Regions from separate parts of the Homo sapiens genome. Here region 2 is linked to region 1. The links are chromatin loops, found by intact Hi-C in ENCODE. Cell type or tissue: HepG2. All regions are shown on one strand.

Region 1 (8,000 bases):
CACTCTAAATGGGTGAATTTTATACCATGTGAATTATATTTCAGTAAAGCTCTTAATAAATAAAATTAAACCCAGAAGATAGATTATTGGCCCCACAATGCAGATAAGTAATGTAAGGCACAGAGAGGTTCCATCATTTGTCCAAGGTCAAAAAGCTGCTAAGACACAGTGCTGGGATTTAAATCCAGGCAGACTCAGAGTCTATACAATATATATACAGTCCTTTACCTGAAAGAATTCAAAATATGGGGCATCTTTACAGAAAATGAAGCATACATATATAGCCCTTGTATTTCAGTTTGCAGTTCCATTAAATACACATTTGGAGAAAAAGAAAAAGTATATAAAAGAAAGCCAATGGATCGCAGAGTACTGAATATCAGGGCATGTGCCATTATGTCCAAAGCCTGATTCTCCTCCTGAAGACAGTGTGATCAGGAAAAAGTTTCATAAAATCAGTTGAAGAAAAGAAGGTAAAGAGAGCAGTTTACTCAGTGAGGGTTAACATGACAAGCATAAGCTGGCCTGTGTGTGGACACCCTTCTCCAGGAAGTCCTAGCACCTGGAGGAACACACAGGAAACAAACGGATAACTGTCGGTGAATGACACTCAGCTAGTTAAACAGTAGCTTAGGTTGAATTCCAACTTTCTATACTTTAGATTGACTCAACTTTAGGCCAGAAAAGAAGGCAAAAGAGCCGCACAAGATAATCTGAGATATGCAGGCATTAAATGATTTGGTGAGCACCTGGTGTTAATGAGGCCACAGCTCCAGGCTTCTACAGGTCAACTAGTTCTTACACAAAATCTTTTTCAAGAACACAGACTCTGGCTGTCTTGAAAATATATTTAAGTGGTTAAAAAAAAGAACTGAATAAGAGAAAACGGGTGGCTGAGCTCGAATTCTTTTCAACTCTAGGAAAAACTCACAGTGCATTCCTACTGATGGTGAGCTAAGGACAAAGCATTCCCTAAATAGTATGCATTCAACCATTAACAGATTGTTAACACCACAATGTAGCAGACATAGGAAATACTTAAACCAGAATGCAGTAACCAAATTTCAGTTCTATAAACTTGCAGTCTGCTTCAAATTCTACTCAACTGTATTTATGCACCAAGCAATGCACTAATCGTTGGATAAATAAGGCATATGACCTTTTGTGCCAAAAAAGTACACAGTATGTTTCTAAACTCCTCAAAATTTTTAGCATGACTGTATTATTACTTAGTTGAATATTTTTCTCATTTGGTAATGAATTATGAGTGTGATATTCATTAGGTCCCAAATAGTGCTCTTCTTATCCACTAAAAGAGCTACATAAAAAATACAAAAGTTGTAGCACTATTCACAATAGCCAAGATATGGAATCAGCCTAAGTGCTCATTAACAGATAAACAGATAAAGAAAATGTGGTATATATACACAATGGAATATTATTTCACCATAAAAAGAATGAAATACAGTCATTTGCAACAACATTAATGGAACTGGAAGACATTATGTTAAGTGAAATAAGCCAAAGACACAAAGGCAAATGGCATATGTTCTTACTCATATGTGGGAGCCAAAAAATAGGCTGGGAAGAATAGTGGAGAGGAAGGGATAAAGAGAGGTTGCTTAATGGGTACAAAAATACAGTTAGAAAGAAGGAATATGATCTAGTATTTGGTAGCACAAACACTTAGGGCGACTTTAGCTGACAATAGTTCATTGTATATTTCAAAATAACTAGAAGAGTAGAATTGGAATGTTCCCAACACAAAGTAATGATAAGTGTTTGAGGTGATGGGTATCCCGACTACCCATATTTGATGATTATACATTGTATGCTTGCATCAAAGTGTCACATATGTTTCAAAACATGTACAACTATAATGTGTCCATACAAATTAAAAATAAATTAGTTAAAAATGTAAAGGCAGATTTTCTTACTAAAATTCAAAAACTGCCTTTATATAAATTACAGAAGAAAATAAATTTTAAATAGGGTGATAAATCCCAAATAATTTATATTTAGTTTGTGAATGTTCAAAGCACACACACACACACACACACACACACACACACACAGAGATGTTCTAATTCAGATATGAGCCCTCTCTGAGTCCAATTTCTCTATCCACCACAAACTTTACACTTTCTTCTGTTAGCCTACTTATATATGCATACAACTAGTTGACCTGTAGAGGCCTGGAGCTGTGGACTCATCAACACCAGGTGCCCACCAAATCACATAATGCCTGCATATCTCTAATATATTAGAGGAAGGAGAACTAAGTAGATAAAAGCTCAGGTATCCATAAAATGTAATATCTAAACTAGGACAATGTTGAAAATGAAGAAAGCCATAATGATTACAGTGGGACAATAGAAGGAAACTGGGGCTATACTGGGCAAATTGAGACATTAGAGTCACCCTGTTAAAAGTCTGTGCTGAGTTCTGAGGTCACACTCTGCTAGTAGTTACAGAGAAACAGCTGAAGGCTTTTCAGTAGTGTTGTTAAATGACCAGAACTTCAGGAAGCTTAGCATAGAAGTGGGTTATGGCTCGATTGGAGCAGAGAGAGACTGAGGCTAGGAAAGCCCATGAACATTTTTATGACACCAGTGAAGACATAAGGAAAGGCCAAGCCACGATGGCAGCAATAAAAAGAGAAAACCTATATGAGACATTATCTAAAATCACAGTTAAAGCAGTTAAAGAAGATATACAAGTTGTGACACTGGTCCAAGTAGTTATAAACTTTTGAACACATCTCAAGGGACTTGATAGGTAAAGGTCAGGCATGGTAGAGCAATTGCCAGCAGGAGAAACCAAGGTGAGATCAGATTCCAGGGCCAAAGCTGTTTGCTTCATACTCATTTTTTTCATACTTCCTGTTCATCTGAGTGCCAGGATCACAGGTGTGTGCTTCACTCCACGGAGAACTCCACGGGGGGTAGTAAACATCCCCATTCTGTTTACTACCATGGAAGGCATAGGTAAGCCAAGAGGTTCTGTCACTAGTGGGGTAATAAAATGCCACCAACAATTGCTCCAGACACCACTTGGTGGCACCAGTACCCTGAAATGATTGAATGCAACCTGCTTATCTTGTTCTTCCATGGGAAATTCATATAAACCTTCAGCCAACCCTCAAGTTCAGTTTTTTCCAGGATTATTTGAGTTTGTCGGAACTGTCACATCCTCCTTTATTGTTATCCATGGAGATTCTGGTAGAAGATGAGAATGTCTTTATTTTAATGATCTCTTATTATTTCAAGTATTCCTTTGAATGTACACACACAGAATTTTGCATAAATATGACCATTTCTTACTGGATTTTGCCTATATTAGATTCTTCCCTTTTTGTTTAGCTTCCTCACCTACCATCACCACAATTCCCCCAACCCCTTCCAGAAAACCCACCTTAACAACCTGGTATGTATCTGTTCATATTTTTTCCATCATATAACCTTATACAAATGGATAGATAGACTATAGAGAGACAAATGAATACATACAAAAGTTGTTTTGGTCATTGATTCATAATGTAGACTCACATGTTCTTCTATACATGTTACTTTTCTATCTCAACAATACCAGGTGGTAATTCTTCAAAGTCAACTGGTATTGCTCCATTTTGCTCTTTTGAGTGGCTATATTATATTCTATGGTATAAATATGCCTTAATTTATTCACCAACAGTCCCTATTGAAGGGCATTCACTTGGTTTTACTTTTGCCACATTAAATAATGCTGCTGTTGTCTATATCCTTATGCACTGGTACGGACATAAGTATATATTTTTTTAATTTATGAAATGTTGCCAAATTTACTTTCAAAAAGCTGCTTAAAATTCCCATTTCCCCAGCAACGTATGAAAGTACTCCTTCCCTCACATCTTCACTTGCTATGTACAGTTTTGCTTTTTACTTTTTCTCAGCTTGATGGGTGTAAAATGATAACTTATTATTATTTACTTTTTGTTTTTCTGACTGTTTGTGATTTTTTTTTAGCATCTTTTCAGGTTGTTGGGCTATTTTGATTTGATTCTTCACAGCATTTGCCCAAAGCAGAGATTTTTTTAAAAGACCTCTACTTAATAAAGAAGCTAGAAGAATATTGCTAAAATATATTTTAGAAAGTAGAAAATATGATTTATTATAGTCACTAATATCCATATGAAATATCTAACACACACTAAAAGCATTGGAATGCCAGAAAATAATCTTGTAAGTACTATTTAATTTGAAATGTCTCCTCTGAAGACAGAATGTGCCTATTTTTCTCTTCATAAGGAATTGTCTCTTTCATAGTGTTTTACTTCTGATCGGACAATGTACTTTGCTGTGTATGCTTAAGTAGGATTAGGTATTAAATAGAACCAGTTCCATTTATTTGATTGCCATTCCAAATACTTGCTTTAAAAAAGAAAGAAAGAACAAAAAATCAGTAGGGAAAGAAATTGTATTTTTAAGCTTCTAAGAAGATTTTATAAACAATAGAGCCCAGAGAACAAAAAAAAAAAAGCCATAAAATGACTTGACAGTGTCCTTTTAAGTGAACATATGTGAGTTTTATGCATCCATATGTGTTCACATATGCCCTACATATGCACAGCCAGCTGCTAGCCGGCCAGATTGTTCAGTGTGTATGTTTACTGGAAAACAAGCCCAAAGTGTTTGGTCTCTTTGTTAGAGAAACAGCTCATAATTTCAAGTATACAAATGTCAGTTGTTTCTCATTTCTTTTTCTTCCAAGCCAAATGAGCTGTTGATGCTCAATTTGGCAAGAATCTAACTGAGGCTGACTATCAGCCAGCCACAGGAACCCAGCCCTGAAAGTTTGAGAAATTTTTACAAGAATAAGAAGCTTTTTCCTAATGGCTCCCTAAACCATAGAAAGTTTCCTTAGAGCCTCAGCCAGTTCTCTCCCACTCAATATCCCAAAGTATAACCGCTAACATTGTTTGGATACTAATGGATTAAGTTAGGGTGTGAAATGGGAATATTAAGTCCTCCCATACTTTGGCCAAATACTCTTTAGAAACCCTCTTAACAGAGAAGAGCCCGAGGGTGTAGAGATTTTATTTGTGATAGCAACCTGAGCTATGAGCCCTAACATCTCTCCTTTTATTTCATCTTTTATGACTGTCCCACAGCTTAAAATGATGAAGTAACATTTGGACCAATTTCCAATTGAAGATTAAGCCTTTAGATCAATTATATATCTGCTTCCACAATTAAGGTATTAAACCCAATTATCACTGTTATCTCTGCAGCCTGAATAGAGGAAGGAAAAGCATGTGGAAGCTGGATAGAGTGAAAGAACTTGTGCTTTGGGGCGAGAGAGTCTGTGTCCCATCCTGGATCATTCCCTGACCACATGGCCTTAGGTAAGCAGCTTCACACTTCCAACTTCAGTGTCCTTATCAGCTAGATGAAAATATGCCGATTTCCTAACATTCTGATGAAAATGAAATGAGAAAACCTACGTAAAGAACAATGCACAGTACTGGAGATAGGATAAGTGCTCAATAAATTTAAGTTCTATTCCCCCTTCTTTACATTTTTCTCACCCTAGTCCCTGCAAAAAGAGAGAGACATGAGAACCAGGAATATTTCTTGATCAACGACATAATCCAAAGGTCCCCAATCCTAATGGCAGGGAGGAAAAGGGCTGAATTAAACAAACAAAATTCATTTAAAATGTTGGTTTTTCATATCATAAACAGAGTCAGAACTGATAAGTTGTATTTATGTGTGAACATATTCATAAAAACATACTCATTTATTTAGCACCTATTGTGTCTCTATAACAGTACCTGACATGTACTAGTAGCCACAAATATTTCTTAAATAAATGAATAAAAACCAAGTCATTAGAGCACCATCATAATTTTTTCCTAAGTGCTCAGTTTCCTGGGATTTGTTTGTTAGTGATGGCTCCTTGCTTTCCAAGGTGAATGGAAAGGAAGGAAGGTAAGGAAGAACTACAAGTATCCATTGTCACAGACATATGCAGCCACTGAAGAATAACTAGAATTATCTTATCCACCTTCTGGCTTACCAACACAGGCTCCTTCTGTATCTAATCACTTCTCATTCCTTCTTTCCCTTACTCCATTCAACCTTCATGAAGCTGTCCAACATTTCCTCACAACTGAAAAATACAATTCCTATTGCTGCAGGTGTCCATGTGTTTGGGGCAAAAATGAGCCACTGCTAACAATTGTAAAGAAAGAGAGAACAGCTGTTTGCATCTGGATATGGGGTAAGAAAGAACAGCTGCTGGCAGCGGTGGCAGACAAGAAAGTGAGCAAATGAGCAGCTGTTGGTAATTCAGAATCTCATCAGCCACACAGAATAATTGAAATCCAGAACCATGCAGGGCTCGACTTAACAGCTTTATTGCATCCTGCTGTTCATTAGATCCTGCCTGTCCTCCATTAGAGATTCCTGTGATAGCTACATGAGGACTCTCAACAGGAATATCCACCCCGACATCCCCATCCACAACCCTTTGAAGAAGCAACCCAAGAGAGGTAAAAAGGCACAGACTTTTCTTCCAGTAAGTCCATACCTATTTTTACACAAAGGAAGACAAGGGAAGGGATATTAACACACATGGGAATGATCACAAGATTGGCCAAAAATAATTATTTCTGTATTATAAGAAATTATAGCCATTTTAATGATGAACTCACATTTCAGAATTCCAGCAAGCCAGCATAAATATGTGATAAGTATAACTTAAACTTGAAAAAATATATTTTGAAATACTGTCAGTGGTTTCAATGTCTCTTTTCATGTATATGTAATCCTATGACTATATATATATATATATACACACATACATCCCTCTTTTTTTTTACTTTTAATAAAAAGAAGAGAAAAACATGTTTGCATCACGCATTACAAAATGTGTTTGGTTTCCTTTTGGGCTTCATACTAGTTCTTCTAGCCAACTGGAATTCTAGGATAAATCTAGAATAGATTGGATAGGATAAATTTGAGTGACCCCAAAATATCAGTCCATCTCTCACCTTGCTTAATACAGAAGAAAAACATCTCATTACTCTCATATATAGAATTCCAATTCTTTAGTCACTGAAAGAAACAGTAGAAGAGAAGAAAAAAGAAACCAACCCCAATGTTATTTATTGCTGAACTATATACAACTAAATGTCCCCAAATAAAAGCATATTTAATTATATGGCAAGTTATCTGTATTTATAAAGGTGATCGTTTTGAAGATGTTAATAGGGGAAATACTTGTGACACAACACTTATGGAGAAGAGTCTGCAAAGATCATTTAGACAGGAAAAGTTGAATGCAAAATGTGCACCATAATTAACATTATGGTTTAAAGGTAGGCATAAGACAATTACATGAAAGAAATATTTTTAAATGGAGGAAGTCAAAATAAGAGAGCAGAAGGGAAATTTTAAATTTCATTTCTTTTGCTATTTTTCTCATTCTGCTGTTATTATAAAACGTAAAAGATCTAAATAATAATTAGATTATAATGGAAATTACTGATAAAATCCTAAACTGTTAGTAACGTAAGGACAGGGTCCTTCTTTGTTTTTGATCACCTTTTGTTTCCACTGCCAGACACAGTGTTCAGACATTTAACACATATTTGTTAAATGAAGAAGTAAATGAAATGAGTAAATCCTCTATGTTTTAAAACTGCCATTGCAGAAGAAAGAATGAAACCACTTCTACCAATGGCATATATGTGACTGAGAAAATACTTCCTCTACTGAAAGGATCAATTAGAAACATCCCTGAAGTTTTACACTCACAGCATCTTAAAATGGAGACTCCCATGATGAGATATGTGGCCCAACCAGATCTAATGAACCCACGAATTATGAATAATGAGAGGCAGAGAAACTAGCCAACCTCTGAATGTGTTTTCAACTGTAAGATATAATTCTATGACTCGGATTAAGAGAAGAAGGAGAAAGATTGATTGCCAAAAATTAATTTCACAGCATCTGACT
Region 2 (8,000 bases), 92 kb before region 1:
GGATGTATTTCAAAATAATAAGAGCTATCTATGACAAACCCACAGCCAATATCATACTGAATGGGCAAAAACTGGAAGCATTCCCTTTGAAAACTGGCACAAGACAGGGATGCCCTCTCTCACCACTCCTATTCAACATAGTGTTGGAAGTTCTGGCCAGGGCAATTAGGCAGGAGAAGGAAATAAAGTGTATTCAATTAGGAAAAGAGGAAGTCAAATTGTCCCTGTTTGCAGACGACATGACTGTATATCTAGAAAACCCCATTGTCTCAGCCCAAAATCTCCTTAAGTTGATAAGCAACTTCAGCAAAGTCTCAGGATACAAAATCAATGTACAAAAATCACAAGCATTCTTATACACCAACAACAGACAAACAGAGAGCCAAATCATGAGTGAACTCCCATTCACAATTGCTTCAAAGAAAATAAAATACCTAGGAATCCACCTTACAAGGGATGTGAAGGACCTCTTCAAGGAGAACTACAAACCACTGCTCGAGGAAATAAAAAAGGATACAAACAAATGGAAGAACATTCCATGCTCATGGGTAGGAAGAATCAATATCATGAAAATGGCCATACTGCCCAAGGTAATTTACAGATTCAATGCCATCCCCATCAAGCTACCAATGACTTTCTTCACAGAATTGGAAAAAACTACTTTAAAGTTCATATGGAACCAAAAAAGAGCCCGCATCGCCAAGGCAATCCTAAGCCAAAAGAACAAAGCTGGAGGCATCACACTACCTGACTTCAAACTATACTACAAGCCTACAGTAACCAAAACAGCATGGTACTGGTACCAAAACAGAGATATAGATCAATGGAACAGAACAGAGCCCTCAGAAATAACGCCGCATATCTACAACTATCTGATCTTTGACGAACCTGAGAAAAACAAGCAATGGGGAAAGGATTCCCTATTTAATAAATGGTGCTGGGAAAACTGGCTAGCCATATGTAGAAAGCTGAAACTGGATCCCTTCCTTACACCTTATACAAAAATCAATTCAAGATGGATTAAAGACTTAAACATTAGACCTAAAACCATAAAAACCCTAGAAGAAAACCTAGGCAGTACCATTCAGGACATAGGCATGGGCAAGGACTTCATGTCCAAAACACCAAAAGCAATGGCAACAAAAGACAAAATTGACAAATGGGATCTAATTAGACTAAAGAGCTTCTGCACAGCAAAAGAAACTACCATCAGAGTGAACAGGCAACCTACAAAATGGGAGAAAATTTTCGCAACCTACTCATCTGACAAAGGGCTAATATCCAGAATCTACAATGAACTCAAACAAATTTACAAGAAAAAAACAAACAACCCCATCAAAAAGTGGGCGAAGGACATGAACAGACACTTCTCAAATGAAGACATTTACGCAGCCAAAAAACACATGAAAAAATGCTCATCATCACTGGCCATCAGAGAAATGCAAATCAAAACCACAATGAGATACCATCTCACACCAGTTAGAATGGCAATCATTAAAAAGTCAGGAAACAACAGGTGCTGGAGAGGATGTGGAGAAATAGGAACACTTTTACACTGTTGGTGGGACTGTAAACTAGTTCAACCATTGTGGAAGTCAGTGTGGCGATTCCTCAGGGATCTAGAACTAGAAATACCATTTGACCCAGCCATCCCATTACTGGGTATATACCCAAAGGACTATAAATCATGCTGCTATAAAGACACATGCACACGTATGTTTATTGCGGCATTATTCACAATAGCAAAGACTTGGAACCAACCCAAATGTCCAACAATGATAAACTGGATTAAGAAAATGTGGCACATATACACCATGGAATACTATGCAGCCATAAAAAAGGATGAGTTCATGTCCTTTGTAGGGACATGGATGAAATTGGAAATCATCATTCTCAGTAAACTATTGCAAGAACAAAAAACCAAACACCGCATATTCTCACTCATAGGTGGGAATTGAACAATGAGATCACATGGACACAGGAAGGGGAATATCACACTCTGGGGACTGTGGTGGGGTGGGGGGAGGGGGGAGGGATAGCATTGGGAGATATACCTAATGCTAGATGACGAGTTAGTGGGTGCAGCGCACCAGCATGGCACATGTATACATATGTAACTAACCTGCACAATGTGCACATGTACCCTAAAACTTAAAGTATAATAAAAAAAAAAAAAGAAAAGTGGTTACCTTTAGGGAAATATTTACAGAGAGGGCAGTATATTGGTAAATGTTTATCAACCAGCTCTCCAGAAAAGAAAGAAAAGAAAAGAAAGAAAAGCCCTGAATTTACAGCATTTGTTAGTTTCTATGGCATAAATACTCCGAGCATGGTAGATTTCAAGGTACCAATCTCATGTTACTGAACACAAAGTTGGGAAGAACTTTGTGTACAAAACTTTTGTGTATATGTGTACAATCTGCTTAGCAAGTCTGTGTGAGCCAAATACACCCCACCACTGAGAGGTGGCATGAAGGAGCATTCTGGTGTGCTAGAAATATTCTGTATCTTCTTTTTTTTTTTTTTGGAGATGGGGGTCTCACTTTATTATTCAGGCTGGTCTCAAACTCCTGGGGTCAAGAGACCCTACTGTCTCAGCTTCCCAAGTAGCTGAGCTTACAGGCATGAGCCACTGTGCCCAACTCTGATCTTAGTCCTTACACAGATGTACATATATTAAAAGAGCTATACTTTAAGAATTATCGACTATATTGTATGTATGTTATACTTCTATACAAAGCAAAAATGTTAAATATTTCTGAGAACTAGAAAGAAAAAAAAGTTACAACTGTTGTGTCTGAGAGGAAGATCCAGATGGGTACCAGAGAAGCAATGGCTGGGTGCTGGGCACTCAGACCTTTTTGTTCATACAATAGATATGCAGCAAAAGAGAGACATACTATTAGTAGCTTTGACATAAATAGAAAAGAGATGGTGACTCTTTTACCTGGATCATTGTCAATTATTTTAACATTAGACTTGATTCAGTCTTATCACCAATGGTTGATACATCATATAAAAGAGTGTCGTTTCTGAAAAGCCCCAGATCCACTGTCTTAACTATCTATGGCCCTGTCACCTTAGAGATGATTATTCCACTGGGTGGCTCCAGAAGAACATTTTAAGCACTGTAGCACCTGAATACAATGATCAGACATAGAAAAGCACCAACGTAAACAGTTACTTTTATTTTGAGTAAAAATACACATTCATATCATTTTCCCTTATATCCCTCAAATCTTAAATGTGTTCAATATGTCTAGAAGATATCTGTGGTCTAGCTAGCCGAGACATTTTAAAAAGACAGCTGCTCCTGACTTATATAGCACTTACATATTTAAATTTACAAAGCCAAAGCAACATTTTAAAGGGGTTTGACTGACGATAGGTTGATGCATCCACAGATTCATTTGTTCCCGATCTGGCAATACAGGACCATAGAAAACACCAAACCCAGTATCTAGAGAACAAAATAACAGGATTAACATGGAATTTAAGGGAAAACACTGGACACATTATAAATAAACAGAAAGAACATTATATATGAAAAGATTTTGTATATTGACAGTTCCAATCTTATCTAACTCATCTCTCTTGGGAAATTAGAGGTTCCAATGGGACAAAAGAGCACTGCAAAAGCTCTCTTGAGTTTTTTTTGTGTTTTAATCAGCTTTTTTAGCTGGCCAATCAGCCTCTATCTAACTGGCCCCATATAAACTGCACAGTAGCAGCTGCCACCAGAGGACCTACTCCCTTTTCTGGAACACACACATTCTTCTGCAGAGCGTCTCCTCTGGAGCACTGGGGATCTCAGGTCCCTGGGGGCTAAATATACGTAATGCTTCCATAAAAAGGTTATGATCATCTGGTTTAAATCATCTGCATAAAAATCAAGAAGTCTAGAATTTCTCTTGCTGTAGTTTTAGGCATTTCCAAGAGGAATAAAAAATGAAGTAACTCTTTTTTTAAAAAAGCTTCTAAACTATGGGGAACAGCTTAATTCAGGAATTTCTTTTGAAGTGAAAAAGCACAGCTGAAAATCTGGGGCATAATTTCCATCTCAAGTAGCTCTCCCAAGAATGAGGGACCCCAAAATTTGCTCTAATTGGCTCTACAGTTGGTGACTTGCATGCTGTATCTTTGACGTAGAAATGATAGACAGGACCTGTGTGCATTACCAATAGAAAGTTTCCTCCCCCACCAGCCCCTTTTGAAGGGAGGATGGAGGAAGGCAAAGTGACATTTATGCTGAGTCAACTTAAATGCTTCTACTGTGTTGAGACTTTCTGCTTACTAACACTTTCCTGGAAATGTAATTCAAATGAGAACTGCTAACCAATCTTTCTTCCTTCTTAAAAAGGTTGACACCAATTCTCTGCAAAAGTAATAATTTCCATTCAAAATGTGCTACAATTGAAGACTGAAATTTAGTCTTTTTGTCTTGATCCTGAGCCTTAAGTCTGTGGGACAAGTATCAAGAAAGAATTTTTTTAATGGGGAAAAAATAATGGGATAAGACAACTATCATCTTTCACTGCTACATCCTTGAAATAGAAGCCGTCAATTTATCAGCAGACTAGATAGTTAATATCACACTTTCTTGTATTTCATTGTCCCTGAAAAGAACATTTATGATTGTTCAAAAAAAAGCACATAATTAAAAGAGATTTGTCATTTTATAATGTACGCCAAGACTCATGATAAATTTGCTAAGAGGTATGCAGCAGTCTAAAAAAATGTAAAATTATCATTTTTCTTTTAACTGCTTTATTTCTAGGACCTCCTGTTGGGATAACTTTTATCCTACAAAGTGATGGCTCTCAGTGTGTAGCACTTTTTTTTTTTTAATTAAAGCAAGGAAAGTGCTGATCATCTTTTGTGCTTGTAAGTTGTTATAGTCAAATGAGGAGAGTATGATAGTCTGGCTGTTTTAAGCTAGAGTAATGAGAATTCCAAAAATGTCTATAGATAAATTTTTCTTGCAGAATAAGGTATTCTGCACAATCTTTAGCATCCAATGTGAGAAGAATCCCTTAGGTATATAGTCTTAACATAGCTTTGAAAACAAATATTGGCCCACCTCACTAAAACCTATGCCTAAACATACTAACATAAGGTCTAAATATGGGGCGGTCTTTTTTTATATGATATTTTTCTGTGGAGATAATCTGAACATATTTTCTGCAGGAAGACATTTGCTTCTGTTTTCTTAAAAGTATTTTTTAGAGGAGATTTTCTGTTTCTGTATCTTTGTGTTTTTTTGAATTTGAACTTTGGAAACAAAGAAGGGAGATAGGCCTAAGTCATAGGGCAATAGGAAACTTGTACTAATGACTGTAAGATGAGCTATAAAATGCTTTGTTTTTGGATACATAATTTATAGACTGGGTGTCAGAAGACTTTTCCAATCTACTTTTTGAATAAAGGAAGATGGAATATAAAATGATTTGTTTCCCTTAAAAAGAGGGAGGGCAGGTTATAGACTGAGGAACTGAACAATTTTAAAAAGTTCAAACAATTATTTGAACCAACTATTTACCATATCTGCAGAGAGTCTAGAAATCACAATTAATTTGACTTCTCGAATTCAAAAACGGTTCTGTTTTATGATAGTAACGCAAAAACTTCATACCTATAAATTACTGTATAGAATGTTTGTATTAAGCTATTTTTCTCTGAATATGTCTTTAGAAGAACAAATAAAATATTTAAACATGTAATTAATACATGGAATATAACAATTTCATAAAATACTGAAATACATTAATCTTTTTGTAATCTTATTTTCCACTAGATGTATTTAAATTCTTGAAAATGCCTTTGACTATGACACAAAGGATTTCATCAACCTCCCCAATCAAGTATGTCCTTACTTTTTCTGGTTTTGCTAACTGAGGAGCATCTGTGATTTGAGCTAGTGATAGTCAATTGTCAGAACTTGAGTCTAACATGAAATATAACTCTTATATTAAATATCTCATTTAAAGCATGCTCTCTCATTCACTTAAATCATTCATGTAAAATCACTCTTGATTCATTTAAATCATTCATTTCTTACTCATCTTCATGGCCATTAGTCCTTATTTCTAAATTAGCATAAACCCAGAATACAAAGCAGAGAAATAAAATACATCTTACAAAATGCAGAATCAAGAGAAATAGACCTAATCCATAGCACCATTTGACTCTGAACATATATCAGACCTAAAGAAAGACAGCCATAACCTACCAACAAAGAATGCTTCATATTTATACCTATTCATCTGGACTACAAGAAAGTAATAACCCACAGTTTAATTTGCTGCTAATAGTCCCTAACCTTTCTCTAATAGCTGCCTGGGAAATTCCACCAGCAAACTAAATAACCACTTAGGACACTAAATTGCTTCATTCCCAGTTAAAATTTCTTTCTGGCAGTGATGTGGCACGAGTAAGAGGTAGAAAATTACCAGAAAGCCCAAGGAGTACCTTGCACAGCATTCCATGAGTGTGAAGCACAAGGCACTCAGCTGAGCTAACCAGCTCTCACAGGCATTAACCAGGGAGACACTTCACATTCTTGCTAATGCCCTGGAATAGGATTGTGAGTGAATTTGATCTACTTGATATTAAAATTACCCAAGATCTGGGATGATTCCAAAATGCTTCTCTGAAGCAGTTTTAATTCATTTTCTTGGCAAAGATTTTTAGGCCATGTGAAAAGTATCTTTCAGGTTTTTTTTTTTTTTAAAAAAAAAACATGCCAAGAAAGTTCATCAAGACAAAAATCCTATGTGGGATATTTTTCCAACATCAATAATTAAAGTGATGAAAGTAATACATAAGCCTCAATTTTCCTTGAAAATTTCTCCAAGTGAGTCAATAGTACTTAAGCTGAGGAAATCAGAGACAATTACCTCTACTTTTTAGAACTTCTTGGATTTCTCTAGAATGTAATAAGTAACAAAGAAAGAGCTCCTCACACTCTTGAGTTCAGTTTTTATTTTCTGTTTCAAAATCAAGATGAGAAATAAGAAATTGTAAAGGTCGTATTTTGCTTTGTTTGGTGCTTTTTCTTCTAACTTTGGAAAACTGTAACCCCTGTGCTAGTTTTCAGTGGGAAAAATATACCTGGCACTAAGAACTATGTGAAAATTAATTCTATCTTTTTCCCGGTAGAGAGGTCATTCAGAAGCAAGAATCTCAACCCTGCTCACTTCATAAGACTGGAATCTCCCCCTCAGACTCAGGCTGATCGAGGGAGATGATGGGCCTTTAGCATCCAGTGCTTTTCTAAAGCATCTGCGTTTTTTATGGTTGTTGTGGTTTTTTTTTTTCTGTTTGTTTGTTCACCATCAATATTTCTTGAAATTAATGAACAAGCAAGGGAATAAAAGAGTCAATAATACAAGATTATACTGTACCTCAATAACTGCCAGTCCAAATGATATTCCAATAACTATAATCAAATTTTTTGCCAAGAAGTCTTTTATGAAAGAAATACAGGTCTGTTAAAAAAAAAAAACATTAAAAGTTACCTCTCAGAAAAATTCGACCTTATATTAATCAAAATTTTTATTAATCTGGTTGACTTTTTACATTGCTATCAAGAAACACACTTAACGACAAGGAACTGGGTTATTCCTTCCACTCCCTGCTTCACCTTTGCTCCAAAAGGTTGTAACTGTTGTGGTTTGTTTATACATTGAAAAGCAATTGAGGAACAAAATTTTGCTTGACTGCCTAATTGTTGAATCTAGGGATTAATAATTACAAATAATAATTTTTCACCAACATATCCTCAAATGACAGATTTTATAATTTATACTATAAATTTTATAGCTGATAAAGCTATATATTTTACAACATAAAAGTATAAATCATAATTTTATCTTAACTTTATTCATTTTAGAGCTGATACCACCTTGACTAAGGATTTTTTAGGTTTGTAATCTAAAACAGAAAGGTTTCTGGTTGAGATTTTAGATAATAATATTGTAAATTTTCATTTTTAAAACAAG

Evidence for each region. A loop is a pair of places that touch in the nucleus more often than their neighbours do. Peaks named below come from ENCODE experiments on the same cell type or tissue, not always from the same donor. Only the 100,000 strongest peaks of a DNase experiment are listed, where the experiment ranks them.
Region 2: a loop joins it to region 1, with 3 times the contacts of the local background. A loop is called at or near these places in 2 of 110 quality-filtered maps.

What each region holds. Positions count from the first base shown.
Region 1 is chr12:71,214,124-71,222,123 of GRCh38, forward strand. It overlaps LOC105369831 (a long non-coding RNA gene), which reads left to right and starts at 2,711. Exons shown (of 3, transcript XR_945081.2): 1 at 2,711-2,987; 2 at 5,270-5,383; 3 at 6,179-6,711. In HepG2, a CTCF peak has its summit at 3,068 (motif pointing right); a DNase peak (open chromatin) is centred at 3,028.
Region 2 is chr12:71,121,928-71,129,927 of GRCh38, forward strand. It overlaps TSPAN8 (tetraspanin 8), which reads right to left. Exons shown (of 9, transcript NM_004616.3): 8 at 7,404-7,487; 9 at 3,169-3,460. The coding sequence ends at 3,407. Among named protein-coding and RNA genes, the nearest start is that of TSPAN8, 32 kb to the right of the region's middle. In HepG2, CTCF peaks have their summits at 3,107 (motif pointing right) and 3,749; DNase peaks (open chromatin) are centred at 3,094 and 3,754; H3K4me3 peaks cover 389 bases.